2 separate regions of the Mus musculus genome follow, and region 2 is linked to region 1. Evidence: chromatin loops called from intact Hi-C (ENCODE). Cell type or tissue: left cerebral cortex. All regions are shown on one strand.

Region 1 (8,000 bases):
TCAACATGGGGACTCAACTTCAGATCTCCAGCATCCACTTCAAAAGTGGGGCATGGCAGTACAAATTTGTAACCTAGGCACTGTGGGACAGGAGTTGGAGGAGGCAGACACATTTTCCATGTTCATTGAGGAGCCTGACCAACGATTATAGTTTCTTCCCCCCCCCCCCTTTAGGGGGACTTGAGTTTTACAGAGATCAAGGTCTATGTGTAAATATTCCATCTGTCCTTAAGGACTGGCCTAGATATCCCCTGGGAGACCTCCTGCCTCCGCCCTTTACTGACTGCACCCCTCCACCCAGCCCCACTTCATCAGACATGTTACAGTTTCTTGTTTTCCTGACTGCATTCCAGGCAGGGCTATGACTCTTGGAGACATGGGCTGTAAACCTGTTTGTGGTCCAGACAGTAATTTCAGAAGCTTAGGGCTCAGGGTAGTACCTGATACATAGTAGCTATTCTGTGACCAAATATGGAGCCATTGAGTGAGTAAAATTGCCACCTTGCCAGCCTCTGGGCTTTAGTTGGCATCCAAGCTCATGGCTGATGTCAGTATAGTGTTTCTGTACCTGACTGTTTTTTTTTTCTTTTAATATTTTTATTAGGTATTTTCCTCATTTACATTTCCAATGCTATCCCATAAGTCCCCCATACCCTCCCCCCCACTCCCCTACCCACCTACTCCCACTTTTTGGCCCTGGCGTTCCCCTGTACTGAGGCACATAAAGTTTGCATGACCAATGGGCCACTCTCTCCACTGATGGCCGACTAGACCATCTTTTGATACATATGCAGCTAGAGTCAAGAGCTCCAGGGTACTGGTTAGTTCATATTGTTGTTCCACCTATAGGGTTGCAGATCTCTTTAGCTCCTTGGGTACTTTCTCTAGCTCTTCCATTGGGGGCCCTGTGATCCATCCAATGTTTGCTAGGCCCCGGCATAGCCTCACAAGAGACAGTTATATCAGGGTCCTTTCAGCAACATCTTGCTAGTGTATGCAATGGTTTCAGCGTTTGGAGGCTGATTACGGGATGGATCCCTGGATAAGGCAGTCTCTAGATGGTCCATCCTTTTGTCTCTGCTCCAAACTTTGTCTCTGTAACTTCTTCCATGGGTGTTTTGTTAATAGCTGAGTAGTACTCCATTGTGTATATGTACCACATTTTTTGTATCCATTCCTCTGTTGAGGGGCATCTGGGTTCTTTCCAGCTTCTGGCTATTATAAATAAGATTGCTATGAACATAGTGGAGCATGTGTCCTTCTTACCAGTTGGGACATCTTCTGGATATATGCCCAGGAGAGGTATTGCGGGATCCTCCAGTAGTACTATGTCCAATTTTCTGAGGAACCGCCAGACTGATTTCCAGAGTGGTTGTACAAGTTTGCAATCCCACCAACAATGGAGGAATGTTCCTCTTTCTCCACATCCTCGCCAGAATCTGCTGTCACCTAAATTTTTGATCTTAGCCATTCTGACTGGTGTGAGATGGAATCTCAGGGTTGTTTTGATTTGCATTTCCCTGATGATTAAGGATGCTGAACATTTTTTCAGGTGCTTCTCAGCCATTCGGTATTCCTCAGGTGAGAATTCTTTGTTTAGCTCTGAGCCCCATTTTTTAATGGGTACCTGACTGTTTTTATATCATGTTTGTCTCTCTGCTTTGTCTCCTTAGTACTCACATCGTGGAAAACAGTCCATATTTGCAGCTGGACCCAGCCATCCCAGGAGTGTATTCTGGGAATCCCTACCCATTTGGAATTGATCCGGTAAGAATTCCTTCCGGTTATAGATGATGTGTTGTTGAGATCTCTGAATAAAGAAGAAACAACAAACTGGGGATGAGATGGGATAAACTCAGAGGGTTGCATGACAGGCAGAACTGTGTCTAGAAGATAAATTCTGCCGCACTTGGACTCTACTTCCTATATAGTTTCCTGCTCACTTCCCTCTCCAGCAGCTATCCCATTGCTGGCAATAACGAGCTTTTAAAATGCCCTTGCAGCCTGGAGAGGTAGCTCAGCTGACAAAGTGCTTGGTACTAAAAGCCTGAGGACCTGAGTTTGGTCTGCAGAACTTTCATGTCAAAAGCCAGATATGGACTGGGCATGGTGGTGCATACCTTTAATCCCAACACTCAGAGACAGAAGCAGGAGAATTATATAAATTTGAGGGTGGTCTGGTCTACATAGCAAGATTCAGTCTCAAAGAATAAAACAAAACAAAATCTTAGACATGGTGGTATGTGCTTGGAATCCCAACTATCAGGAGATGGGGCCAGGTGGATCATGGGCTTGGCCAGTGAGAGGTCCTGCCTCAAAAAAGGAAAAACAAGATGGTAGATAGTCCCTGAAGATATTCGTGCTCTCTCTCTTCTTCTCTGTCTCTGTCTGTCTGCCTGTCTGTCTTTCTGTCTCTGTCTCTCTGTTTCACACACACATACACGCATCACACACACATACAAGTTGATTGCTTAGAAAGTATACACACACACACATTAAATAAGTTACTTAATATTTTGATCAAGCGTCCTACTTTGGTATTTTCTTGCAGTGGGTAACATATTACACTGTAATGTATGATTTTAGCTTGTTTGCAGGCCAAAGGTCAAACTTGGGTATATCTTTAGGAGCAGCCTACCTTGTGTTTTGAGTCAAGATTTCTCACTGAAATCTATGACTTGCTAAGTGAGCCCCAGGGACCCTCCTGTCTCTTCCTGCTTCAGACTAAAAGCACACACCAACACCACCACACATTTTTACATGAGTTCTGGGATCAAAACCTGGATTCTCGTAGGTGCCTGGCAAACACTTCACAGACTCAGGTTCCTGTGGAGTTTTGAGATGTGTTTCCTTTGACTTATTTGTTTGCTGTTTCTTTCAGTCAACTAGATGTGGCATTTCCAAAGCCTTTACACTATGAGATCTCTGAGGGGAAAACAAAAAACAAAAAAACAAAAACCCAAGTTGTGAATGGATACAGAAGTTCATGCTCATAAAGCCACCAGGTGTCACTGTTGCGTTCCCAATCAACCATGCCTCCGGTAGTCTTGATGAATGTCATTCTCAGCTCTGTGTGGAACACAGCCTGAGTGGCCAGCTTCAGCTTCAGCAACTGAGAGCACGGCCTGGCAGTGGCTCTCCAGTCACCACCCTCTCAGTCGCCTCCCTCATGCGTGTCATCCCTGAGCTCTCCTCTCCTCACCCAAGAAAGCAGAAAGCATTGCCCAGGGGTTTTCAGACCCTACCTCTCAGTCCCAGCTGCTGCATTCTAAGTTTTATCAAAACAGGTAAAATCCTTGCAAGCCAGTTGTAAACGGCAAACGTAAAAGACAAACGTGAGTGGCTGATATTTTGTAAAGGTCTTATTTTTATTATTATTTTTTTGATTCTGCATGCCTGTGCATGTGTGCACTCAGGTTCATGTGTGCACACGCATGTGCCTATGTGAGTGCAAGTGCCCTAGCAAGGCGGAGGCATCGGGTCTCCTGGAACTGGAGTTGCACGTGGTTGGAAGCCAGACGTAGGTGCTGGGAGTGAGCACTGCGAGAGCAGCACGTGCTTCTTCTCTCCAGCTCCATGTGTTGCCTTTGCATAGAGGAAGGCTTTCTCATTGGTCAGGATGCCATGGCCAGGAAGCTGGCAAGGGGGAGATGTCAGGGTCTGGTTATTTTCCTTTGCTTTGAATCCCATTGTTCCTACCTTCTCTTCCTGCACAGCCCACACCCAACTGTCAGTGAACCCCATCTGTCCAGTTCTGCTCTCCAGGCTCAGCAAGGCGCACATTACACGGTGGTATTTTTATTCGGCTTTAAATGAAATCATGACATTCGCAGGAAGACAGATGAAACTGGAAGTTACTGTGTCAGGCTAAACCAGCCTGCTGCAGACAGACCAATGCTGCTCACTTTCTCTTCTGCAAAGCCTAGACTTAAAGTGTGTGAGTGTGTGTGTGTGTGGGGGAGTGAGGTTGGGGGGACAGGACTAGAAGGGGAATCATGAAAAGAACAAAAGAGAGCTTAAGGAGGTTGTGGGGAGGAGAGTGTCTTAGGTTGCTTTCTATCGCTATGATAAAACACCATGACCAAAAGCAACTTAGAGAGGAAAGGGTTAATTTGGCTTCCTCTTTCACATCACAGTGTGCCATTGAAAGAACCTGGCAGTGGCTCTCCAATCCTGGAGGCTCTCCAGAACCTGGAGGCAGAGACTGAAGCAGAAGCAATGGAAGAATGAATCTGTATTGGCTTGTTCTTCATGGCTTGCTCAGTCACACTTCTTACACCATCAGGACTACCTGCCCCAGCTGGCGTGCCCACCGTGGGCTGGATTCTCAGATATCAGCCATTAATCAGGAAAATGCCAACTGGACAATCTGGTGGCATTGTCTCAGCTGATGTTCTCTCTTCTCAAATGACTTCAGTTTGTGTCAAGATGACACAAATAAACACCAAACAAAACAAAACAAAACAAAACAACCCCCAAAACAAAAACCTGAGCAGGATGGATGGTAATGGAATCCAAGTGAGGATGATTTGAGAAGAGAGGGAACCAGGCAGAGTGGGAGCTGGTGTGCACTGGGGAAGACACAGGTGAAGTGGAATGAAGTAGGGCAAAGTCTAGTGACACATTCGTGTGAAGATGCCACATGAAACCTGTTACATTGTTTCCTGTTAACTTCACAAGCCAGCAGCCAGTGCTCTTAACCACTGAACCATCTCCCCAGCCTCTCAAGTAATAGGAAAACAATTTAAAAAAGAGGAACGAAACAAAAGCAGCCAAGCAGCCCAGAGTTCCCATCCTTTGTGCAATTTTGCCACTTGATCACAATTCTGAAAGGAAAGAAAAAGACCATCAGGGTCAGAGAGAGAGGCAGGATGCTCAAAAGAAAGGGGGAACTGGTAAGGTTTAGAGCTTACTCACAGGAGGCACTGGGTTCTATCCCCAGCACCACAAAAACAAAATAAAACAATTCAATTGCTTGTCATAAAATTGTATACGTATAATTTAAAATCTACAAAATATAAAATGTCGCAGACAGCAGCAGGTTTGGCAGCCATGGCCCTTACGTTTCTCTTGCTGTTTGAACCAGAAACTGATGAACGGTTTAATCATTATTACATAGTGTAATGTTCCTTAACACATTCATTCACTGTGTTAGGCATTTTCCTGTGACTTGGATCATAAAATGCCTAGCCTTCATCATAGCAGAGCAACTTTAAGGTATTTTCAGTTTCCTTGCTCAGTAAGGGGACTGAGGCCAGGGTCATGTGCACAGTAGCAAGTGTTCTGTCACTGAGCCACTCTCCATAGTGGGGACATGGTGGTTAAGAATTCGGCTGTTCTGGAAATCGACTACCTGTGTCTGAATCTTGGTTTTCCCATTCATTGGCTTTGTGATTTTGAATAAATGAACATCTCTGTGCCTATTTTGTCACCTGTAGAATGGGTATGACAGCCAGAGCCCCGAGATTGCTTAATAGATGGACCAGTCTAGTCATAAACATGATACATATCAGTTGCTACCATATTCTTCTTCTTCTTCTTCTTTTTTTTTTTTTTGAGGTTCATTGGTAACTTGTTTCTTTCTGAGATTATAATAAATTCTCTGTAAGTTTGTCTCTTTAACTGGAATATTTGTATTGAAGAGAGTCTTTGTTGGAATTAAATGAGATCAGTACATCTAAAGGGCTTGATTTATGCCTGGTAGGTACTTAACCTGTTAGCATTTGTAGTTTATCTGATTGGCTAGATCTATAGTGTACTAAAGAGCCTACTCTCAACACTCTGATTGATGTTGTAGAAATGGATCACTTTGATGGCAGGTTCAGAGGGCAAGTCTGGGATAGCCGAGATGCCAGGTAGCTGTGCCAGGAACAGAGGAGGTTGTGAAAGACCTTAGTGGGGAGACTCCCACTCAAGTCCCAAGATGGCACACACCCAAGGAATCACGAGAGACCGTCTTGATGCAAACACACGAGGCAGTTTAATGACGGAGCTCCAGGCTGACACGTATCTCATGCAGAAGACAGAGGAGTCGACCCTAAGGCTCAAAAGTTAGGGGTTTATATAGGAAAGTAGTGGGGGGTATAGGGGAAATTGGCACAGTTACACACAATTGGGCAGTTTAAACATCAGCAAGCAGTATGTGCGGGTCGGGACAGTAACTCTAAAGGGAGGGTGTTTATCTTTGTTGGCAGAGCATCTGGTTAAACTCAAACCACATCAGAAGGAGACCAGGCCAGGTGGCCCATTACTCATCTGGGCTTGTCCAGAGATGGTCCTTGCATGCCTCTTTTATCTTAATGGCTAGTTGGTTCCTGGGATGACTTTACAGCCTTTGTGTTGCTGGACTCTCTTTATCTTTATGACTCTAGGTCTGTAAACCTTCTGACTAGGGCCTTGAATTTAGTTTTCATTTTTTCAGTGGCTTCTAGTGTTGTCACTGCAGTCCCCTCCCCCTCTGTCCTACTGGTCTCTTGAGGGCTGTCTTACAGCTGCTCAGAGTAGTGCAATGAGACCCCGAGCTGACTGTGACTTCCATCAGCATGTTTGTGTGTGTGCATGTGTGTATGAGCCTGTGCACACACAGTGGGAATGGGCAAGAGGACTACTTTGTCTAGCTGTGTCTAGCTGGATATTGGCCCATGCTGTTTTGAACGAGTACGTCCCCAGAGTCTCAGGCATCTGAATACTTGATCCCGACCTGGTACTGTTTGGAGAGGTGAAGGTGGTGTAGCCTTGCTGGAGGAAGCCTATTACTGGGGATGGGTTTGAGATGAAAAATGTCTCTCTGCTTCACGCTTGTGGTTAAAGGTGTGAGTCCTCAGCTTCCTGCTCCTACCTTCATGTCACCGTGCTTCTCTACCATGATGGACTCCGGTCCCTCCAGAACCAGAAGTCAGAACAAATCTTTCCTCCTATAAGCTGCCTTGGTCATGGCATTTCATCATAGCAACAGAAAAGTAATGGATGCAGCCTCTAAGAGGGAAAGCATTTTAGACTAGGAAGTTGCTTGTGATGGATGTGAGAAGGCTGTGTGGATTTCTTTTAAGATGACGCATCTCACAGGCACATGGGATGTGCTTGAATTTCTTGTGAGGTTGAGGGTACGAGTGAGGACTTTGAATGGGAATGCAAACCACGGGGTTAGTGAGCTTTCTGTGGCAAGGAAGGACATTAGTACTGGGACCATTAGCCAGGGTGAGACCCTGACTAGCCCCTGCCTATTAGGGGTGGAATACATGCCAAGACTGAATGAAAGGCAGGAACCATGTCTTATCCATAGTGATCTTGACAACTGATTGTAGAAATGACTCAAGAAGGTTCTGGGAAATGCTTTGCCATGTGAATTATTCCATGAACTCAAAAAAGCGGGGGGGGGGGGGTTGCAGTTATTAGAAAGGAGTTGAGATACATTCTTGGGCCAACACTTTGCAGGCCATTAGACTGAGGCAAGTTTGAGACTCTCCATAGTATTTCAGAATATCTTCCAATTTGGCACCAGGTAAACCATGTATCTTTTGGTGTGTGTGTGTGTGTGTGTGTGTGTGTGTGTGTGTGTGTGTGTGTATGTTTGCATCTGTGTATCTGTGTGTTTGTGTGTGTGTGTGGTGTGTGTGGTATGTGTGTGTGTGTATGTGTGGTGTGGTGTGTGTGGTGTATGTGTGTTGTTGTGTGTGTGTGTGTGTGTGTGTGTAATTTGTGAGTGGAGGCATGTAGCAGGTGGTTAGATGACAGCTTCATGGGTTCTCTTCTTCCACCTTTATACAGGTTCCAAGGATAGAATTCAGGTTGTGTTTTTGTTTACTTCTTGTTGCTTTGATAAACACCATGACTACAAACAACTTGGAGAGGAAATGGTTTATTTAGCCTCACAGGTCACTGTCTGTTATTGAGAGGAAGTTAAAGCAGGAACTGAAGCAAAGGCTATGGAGGGGAGCTGCTTACTGGCTTGCTCCTCATAGCTTGCTTGGTTGCTCCAATATACAACTCAGGACAAGCTG
Region 2 (8,000 bases), 600 kb after region 1:
AAATCAGATATATAGTTTTGGTAGTCAAGTACATTGTCTTGCTCAGTACTGGCATGTAACTAGGCATGGTGATACATACTTTACAGTCCCAACATCCTGGAATCTGAGGCAAGAAAACTATGAGTTAAAGACTGAACTACATAGCAAGATTCTTGTCTTCTTGGTTGTAAGATAGCTTTTACCAACTGAGCCATGCGTCTAGTCCTACATAGCAGGATTCTTAAAAAATAAATGTAAGAAAGAAAAAAATGAAGGAGGGCCTTTGAGATGGCTTAACATGTAAAGGCACTTGCTGCTCCAGTCTGGTAACCTGAGTTTGATCCCAGTACCTATATAAAGGTGGAAGAAGAGAACTAACTCCAAATGTTGTCTTCTGATCCCCACAAATGTGCTGTTGTACATCTTCCGATCATGTATACATGCAGGAACACACAAACACACACACATGCATCATTATCATCCTCATTATCATAATAATAATATAATTTTTAAAAGATAGAAAGAATGGGTGAAGGGAGGGAAGGAAAGGGCAGATAGTTTTTTTTGTGAATCAATTTTTCTTTCCTCATATAACTGTTATAATTGCTTATCAGTTTTAAGAAACTTCTTGATCTTGTCTCTGTTTTTTATTCTTTCGTGTGTGGAGGTGATTGAGATAATTGTTTTCAAGTGATCAATCATCTTTGTATAACTAGAATAAATATCACTTAGCTGTGAATACTGGCTGATTTTGGGTGTCAACTTGACATAAGCTAGAGTCATCAGAGAGGCAGGAGCCTCAGTTGAGGAAATGCCTCTATGAGATTCAGCAGTAAGGCATTTTTGACACAGCAATAAAACCTCAACTAAGACACTGTGGTATGTCGGTTTTTAATGCATGGCGGGGCTGGGTAACATTTTGTTGAGAATTTATGTGACACACACTCTGGTCTGTAGAATTCCTTTCTGGTAATCTTGTTGTCTGATTTGCATTATGGTAATGCAGAGCTCCTCGTATAACTTAGGAAGTTTCCTTTCTGGCTCTGTTTAGGAGGCTGCAGAAAGCTGGTACAGTTTCTTCTTTGTTTGGTAGACGCCATCTGTTGAACATCTGGTCCTGTACTTTCTGTTTTAAAACTGTGTTCACTACCGATTCCATTTCTTTACCAGAGATAGACCTACTCATGTTTCTGCATGTGGGGATTGATCTAGGTTTTCAAATATGTAGGCACAGACTAGTCATAATAGCCTTCCTTCCTCCCTCCCCCTCCCCTCCTCCTCCCTTCCCTCCCGCTTTCCCTCCTTTCCCCTTCCCTTTCCTTTCCATTTTCCTTCCCTCCCATTTATCTTTCTCTTCTGTTCTTTCCTCCCTCTATTCTTCCCTCAGTCCTTCTGTCTGTCCCCTCCCTCCTTTCTTTTCTTCCTTGCAGTTCTGAAAACCAAACTCAGGGCTTTTCACATACTGTGTAAGTTCTCTACCACTGAGATACACTCAGTTTCTCTCTGTCTCTCTGTCTCTTTCTCAGTGTGTGTGTGTGCACACATGTGCCCATGTACATGGGAGGCAGAGTCTTTCTCTCTGGCCTGGAGTTCATCAACAGACTGGGAATCCCAGGACCTGCTTGCTTCTGCCTGCCCACTGTTGGGATAAGAGGCATTCACAACCCTGTGCCATCCTTCTTTGTGTTCTGGGCTCTGACTCAAGCCACCATGCTTGCATGCATGCACTTTACCAACAGAGCCATCTCTCCAGCCCTGGTTTTTAGTTTCTTAAAGTGAAACCTTAGATTGATTTTTGTCATCTTTCATATTTTCTTTGCATATATTTTGATGCTATATTTTCTTACTGTTGCTTTTACTGTATCCCCCATTTTTAAAAATAGGGTTTTTTTGTTTTGTTTTGTTTTGGTTTGGTTTGGTTTTTTGGTTTGGTTGTTTGGTTGGCTAGTTGGTTTTTTTATTGTTTTTGCTGCCATTGTTGCTTGAGACAGGGTGTCATTTAGATTAACCTTGAATTTATTATGTAGCTGAGACTGTCCTTGAATTTTTTTGTGTTTTTTGTTTGTTTGTTTTTGAGACAAGTTGTCTCTGTGTAACAGCCCTTGCTATTCTGGATATTCTAGAGCATGCTTTGTAGACCAGGCTGGCCTTGAACTCACAGAGATCCACCTGCATCTGCCTCCCAAGTGCTGGGATCACAGGCTTGTTCTGCTACCACCTGGCCTGTCCTTCAACTCTTGATTCTTCTACCTCCATCTCCTGAGTGCTGAGACTACAAGGAACCTACTGCAGAAGGCAGTTTCTCTGAGTAAAGCAGACAGCAGCACTAATCTATACACATAAATACAATTGTGCAGAAGACATCTGATGAGCACATCATATCCATTTAGGGAGGGAAAAGGACGCCTATACTATGGTCTCCGACCTTCTCAACCATGGACTTTTGACCAGGTTTATAGTACCAGATGCAGAGTGGACCCCAAACCTCTTAATAGCGTTCTCACGCCCGGCCAGGAAAGACGCAACAAACCAAAATCTTCTGCGGCAAAACTTTATTGCTTACATCTTTGGGAGCCAGGAGGGCAAGCGCCCAGCGCCCAGCCCCAAAAACGAAAGCCCCTTCAATTACATCTTTAGGAGCCAGAGCTCCGGCGCGCGCGCTCTATTGTTTACATCTTTAGGCAGCGAGCGAGCGCAGGGCGCGCAGAGCCAGAGAGATGCCAGCGAGAGAGAATGGCGGAAACCCCGTCCCCTTTTTTAGGAGAGTTATATTTCGCCTAGGACGCATCACTCCCTGATTGGCTGCAGCCCATGGCCGAGCTGACGTTCACGGGAAAGGTAGAGTACAAGTAGTCATAAAATACCCTTGGCTCATGCGCAGATTATTTGTTTACCACTTAGAACACAGGATGTCAGCGCCATCTTGTGACGGCGAATGTGGGGGCGGCTCCCAACACAAACCCAATCTGAAAGCAAGTGTATACCTCTTTAACTGTGAAGCCACTACTGTTCCACTGAACACATCTTGAGTGGCTGGTCATCATTGCTGCACACAGGCTCCATCTACAGTTGAGTAAGACCATTGACGACGCTTTCCTCTTGCAGTGGGTTCAGCTTTGTCTAGCATAGTTAGGGCTCTCCAGCAGGGAGGAGACTTCCAGCCCAGTTCTAGCTTAATTTCTCCATGCCCTGTCACCAGAACATTTGATGTCTTCAGGGATAAGGTCTTGCCAACAGCAGTTTTGGTTGCCCACCAGAACTAGAAGGGAACCAGCCCTCAGTTGTTGGGATACTTTTTGTTCTTGTTTTATTTGTTCCTTGAGAAGGTCTTGGTATATAGCTTTGGCTATCCTTGGCCTTAAACTGATTCTCCTGGCTCAACCTGCTCAGTACTAGGAAGGACTATGGGCAAGTATTACTATGCCCAGTTTGTATTAAGCAAATGTTGGTGAGTTATAGTTACCTCTCTTGTGACATCATTGACTCACATTTACTTAGAATTATGCCCTTTAATCTCAAGTATTTTATGGAGTTTCTCAGTTTTCCATTATTGTTTTCTAGTTTATTCCCATTTCCATTTGTGAGCTTTGTATAATTTTTATTTAAGTGCAGAAGTGCAGGCCTTTAATCCTAGCACTAAGGACACAGGTGAATAGATCTCTGAGTCTGAGGTTAGCCTATCTACATTCCAGGTTTCACACAAGCCACAGCCATGAAGTATGAGACCCTGTTTCAATTTTTTTTACTTATTTTTATCTGTGAGTGTTTATATATGAGTGTCTGCCTGAATGTTTCTACGTATGTATACCACATGCATGCCTGATGCCCACAAAGGCCAGAAGAGAATGTCAGAACTAGAACTGGAACTAGAGTTACAAGTGGTTGTGAGCCACTGTGTGGGTGCTGGAAAACTAGGCTAGAAAAAGCAGCCTCATGGTGGCATCTCTCCAGCCCTATTTAGGATATTTGAAGTGTGTTTGTGTGGTCCAGGGTATGAATTACAATGCTGATTGTTTTGGATGAGCTTGAAATAAATCTTTATTGTTGGATGTCATACTCTATAGGTACCAGTTGCATCCAGTTGGTTGACAGTGTTATTCAGTTCAACTGTGTCTTTCACAATTTTCTACCTACTGAACCTGCCAATTACTAGTAGAATGGGGTTGGGATTTTCAACGATAATAGTAGAGTCTACTATTGCAGTTTCTGCAGCCCAGTTAACAGGTTTTGGTCTGTAGGCCATTGGACAGTGACTCAGAGCTAGGACAGATCTGTGTCACCCCTGACCCCCTTAGGTGAGCTGGAAATGCTAGAGAAGAAGAATTCAGATGGTCTTCTTATCTCCGTGATGGGACCTATAGTCCATGCAATGGAGACAGTTTCTGAAGTTGTTTGTGGACACACCGAGTTAACAATAGGACCTCTCATTTAAAATGGACAATCTGTTTTTCAGAAGTATCAGAGGATGTCCTCCCATTCTCATCATGAAAACTTGGCAAGTTCAAGGTTAAAAAAAAAAAAAAAGTGTGTGTGGGGGGGTGTAATTCCCCGAGACGGTGCAGCCTGTGAGATGATGTATTCTCAGATGTCTTAGTGTTGAGACTCAACCAAGGACACCTCAAATATAGTGCTATGGCACAGAGAGCTCTTGAACTCCTGTACCGTGAGGGCATCAGGGTCACCTCCCATCAAGGTCTCGTACAAAGTGAGACATAGAAGCCAGAGTTCTCCCAAAGCAGTGGCAGACATAGAAACCACCCTATCATTGCAATCCTCCTCTCTTCTGTATGAGCAGGGATGCACAGTAGACCAAAGACCTTCATTCTCCTCTCCTATAACCAGGAGGAAGGATCTTCCTTCATTTCTTCACAGGAGCCTGTTTAAGCACATCACTCCCTTCACGCCCAGTCTCATCTCCACATGGCTCCCCATCTTCACTGAGTCTAAGCAGAGCTTTAAACACATCTGCCCTCATGTAAACCTCTGATCAAATGAAGTATGTTTCTCTTGTTGTGGTGGTATCAGGCTTGTGAGTGGAGAGGTGAGGTGAGGAGAGGAGGGGGAGGGGAGGGGAGGGAAGGGAAGGGGAGAGAAGGAGAGAAGAGGAGAGGGGACTGCAGAGAAGAGGAGTATGGAGGAGAGAATGGCAGAGGAGAGGAGGCAAGTAGAGAGCAGAGGAGAGGAAAGGAGGGGAGAAGATAGGAGGGGAGAAGTCAGAAGAAGAAAGGAAGGAAGGGGACAGAAGAGGAGAGATCGAGAGAAGAGAGGAGGGGAGGGGAATGAAGGTAGAGGAGGAAAAGCCAGAGGAGGGAAGAGAAGAGGAGAGAAGAGGAGAAGAGAGGAGGGGAGGGGAGGGTAGAGGAGGAGAAATCAGAGGAGGGAAGAGGAGAGGAGGTGAGGGGAGGGAGGGGAGGGAAGGGAGGGAAGGGGAGGGGAGGTCAGAGGAGGGAAAAGGAAAGGAGAGGGGAGGGGAGGCCAGAGGAGGGAAAAGGAAAGGAGAGGGGAGGGGAGGGGAGGGGGGGAGAAGCCAGAGGAGGGAAGAGGAGAGAAGGGAAGAGGGGAGGAGAGGGGAGGCCAGAGGAGGGAAAAGGAGAGAGGAGGGGAGGGGAGGGGAGGAGAAGCCAGAGGAGAGAAGAGGAGAGGAGAAGGGAAGAGGGGAGGAGAGGGAGAGGAGAGGAGAGGAGGGGAGGGGAGGGGAGGGGAAGGGAGGGGAGGGGAGGGGAGGAAAGGGTAAAGGAAGGGAGGGGGTGATAGGGTAAGTGTTGCCATCAATACTACAGCCTCTTCCCTGCGTTGGTTATCAGTTTTTTCCTGCACCAGGACCAACTCCAGCGCTGTTGTTCCTCCACTCGCTGTGATTCCATCTGTCCAGTGCTTTCTCCAACACAGGGACAGGGCTGTGCCTGTAAGCACAGTTCTCCAACACACCTAAAAGACACGGACCCTTACTGTATTCTGCTTTCTTCTTATTGATGTGAATGATGTCACTGAAGTTCTTTACATGCTGGGCCAGAAACTGAAAGTTTTCCCAAGATTTTCATTGCAGTAGATCATCACACGCCTTTCTTCTAGTCAATCCCGTGTTTCAGTAAGTGAAATGCGTGCACACGCATGAGAAAACATAACAAGAATAGTCTCAGAAACACTTAGTAAATACAAGGAGAAAGACTCTGTAAAGGACAGGATTCAGGTGGCAGAAAGATTGGTGATTTAAAGTATTATTCACACAATGGAAAATTACGTCAAGAGGAAAATGGGTGAGCAGTGGTTTTTCCAGAACAGTGTGCACAAGTTTCACCATGAAAGCAAGAGAAATCAGCAGAGAAAGGAAGAAATATCAAGACATCCTTCCTCTAAGGTCAGATATATCTCAATATTTATCTTGCTGAGGCATAGACACGGCCAGTGCTTTACATCTGTGGGTTTCTCATCTATGGCGTCAGCTAATAAATGGAATGAATACTTAGGTCTCCAATAAGTGATAGAGGACGAGTCCTCCTAAAGATCTGATATAAAATCTTTTCACAGGGGCTGCAGAGATAGCTCAGTGGGTAAGACTGTTTGCTTTGTAAGCATGAAGACCTGTGTTCAAATCCCCAGCTCTCACAGCAAAAGCTGGGCATGGCTGCACATGCCTGTGACCACTGCATGAGGGAAAAGACACAGAAGCCCCGAGGGCCAGCTGAGAGAATGGAGACAGGCAACCTCGGGAGGTGGGAGGCTGCGGGGATCCTCCAGAATATACCAGAGACCTGAGAGGTGAGAGACTCTCAGAACTCAGAGGGAGTGTGACCTTAGATGAAATGCCTGACAGTGGGGAGAAGGAACTTATAAAGCAGGAAGAAAGGACATCAAATGGGGGGGGGGGGGCTTCCACAGTCACAACTCTGACACATAATTGTTCCTGTCTGAGAGAATTACAGGGATGGAAATGGAGAAGATCCAGCGACAGGCTCAAAGTGGATCTAGCTCAAGGAGAGGTCCCAGGGCCTGACACTATTACTAAGGCTATGGAGTGCTCCAAAAAGGGACCTAGCATGACCACACTAACAAGCAGCTGAAAGAGTCAGATGCAAATATTTGCACCCAACCAATGGACAGAAGCAGCTGACCCCTGTTGTTGAATTAGGGAAAAGCTGAAAGAAGCTGAGGAGAAGGGCGACCCTGTGGGAGGACCAGCAGTCTCAATCTTGAACCCCCGAGATCTCTCAAACACTGGATGACTAAACAGGCAGCATACACCTGTAGTCTCCCCTCCCCCAGCCTGAAACCTGCTTGCTCAGGGGTGGAGCTTGCCAGCTCAATCGTTCTGCCACGCCCACTGCTGGAACCTGCCGCTTTGCTGTTCGGAGCCATGCACGTGGTCACTCTGCTATTGGACCCCAAGATTAATTGGCGGGAATCGGGCCCCCTTCCCCTGCTTCATACTGCATGCAGAACAGTAAAATTGAGCTTTGATCAAAATGCCTGTCTTAGCTGCATTTCTTTATCTCGCCACCTAGCCCCTCTTCTCTTCCAGGTATCCAAATGCCTTTCCAGGCTAGAACCCAGGCTGTGATCTGCTGGCCAGACACAACATACACCAGCTGATATGAGGACCCCAACACACATACATACACGGGAATAAGCAGAGGACTGCTGGGTCTGGGTTCAGTCAGAGAAGATGCACCTAGGGCTGGAGAGATGACTTTGTAGTTAAGAATACTGACTGCTCTTCCAAAGGTCCTGAGTTCAATTCCCAGTAACCACATGGAGGCTCACAACCATCTGCAAAGTGATCTCATGCCCTCTTCTGGTGTGTCTGAAGACAAAACAACAACAGTGTACTTATATACATTCAATAAATAAATAAATAAATAAAATCTAGAAGAAGAAGAAGAAGAAGAAGAAGAAGAAGAAGAAGAAGAAGAAGAAGAAGAAGAAGAAGAAGAAGAAGAAGAAGAAGGAGAAGAAGAAGAAGAAGAAGAAGAAGAAGAAGAAGAAGAAGAAGAAGAAGAAGAAGAAGAAGAAGAAGAAGAAGC

Evidence for each region. Hi-C counts contacts between places; a loop is a spot of excess contacts. Peaks named below come from ENCODE experiments on the same cell type or tissue, not always from the same donor. Only the 100,000 strongest peaks of a DNase experiment are listed, where the experiment ranks them.
Region 2: a loop joins it to region 1, with 7 times the contacts of the local background. A loop is called at or near these places in 27 of 42 quality-filtered maps.

The regions. Positions count from the first base shown.
Region 1 is chr6:38,061,504-38,069,503 of GRCm38, reverse strand. Atp6v0a4 (ATPase, H+ transporting, lysosomal V0 subunit A4) reads left to right here. Exons shown (of 21, transcript NM_080467.3): 14 at 1,674-1,767. Among named protein-coding and RNA genes, the nearest start is that of Svopl, 19 kb to the right of the region's middle. In left cerebral cortex, a CTCF peak has its summit at 3,003 (motif pointing right); DNase peaks (open chromatin) are centred at 3,062, 3,762 and 4,157; H3K4me3 peaks cover 651 bases; H3K27ac peaks cover 1,372 bases.
Region 2 is chr6:37,459,081-37,467,080 of GRCm38, reverse strand. No RefSeq gene overlaps it. Among named protein-coding and RNA genes, the nearest start is that of Gm33318, 21 kb to the right of the region's middle. In left cerebral cortex, a CTCF peak has its summit at 3,027; DNase peaks (open chromatin) are centred at 1,056, 1,538 and 2,979; H3K4me3 peaks cover 660 bases; H3K27ac peaks cover 323 bases.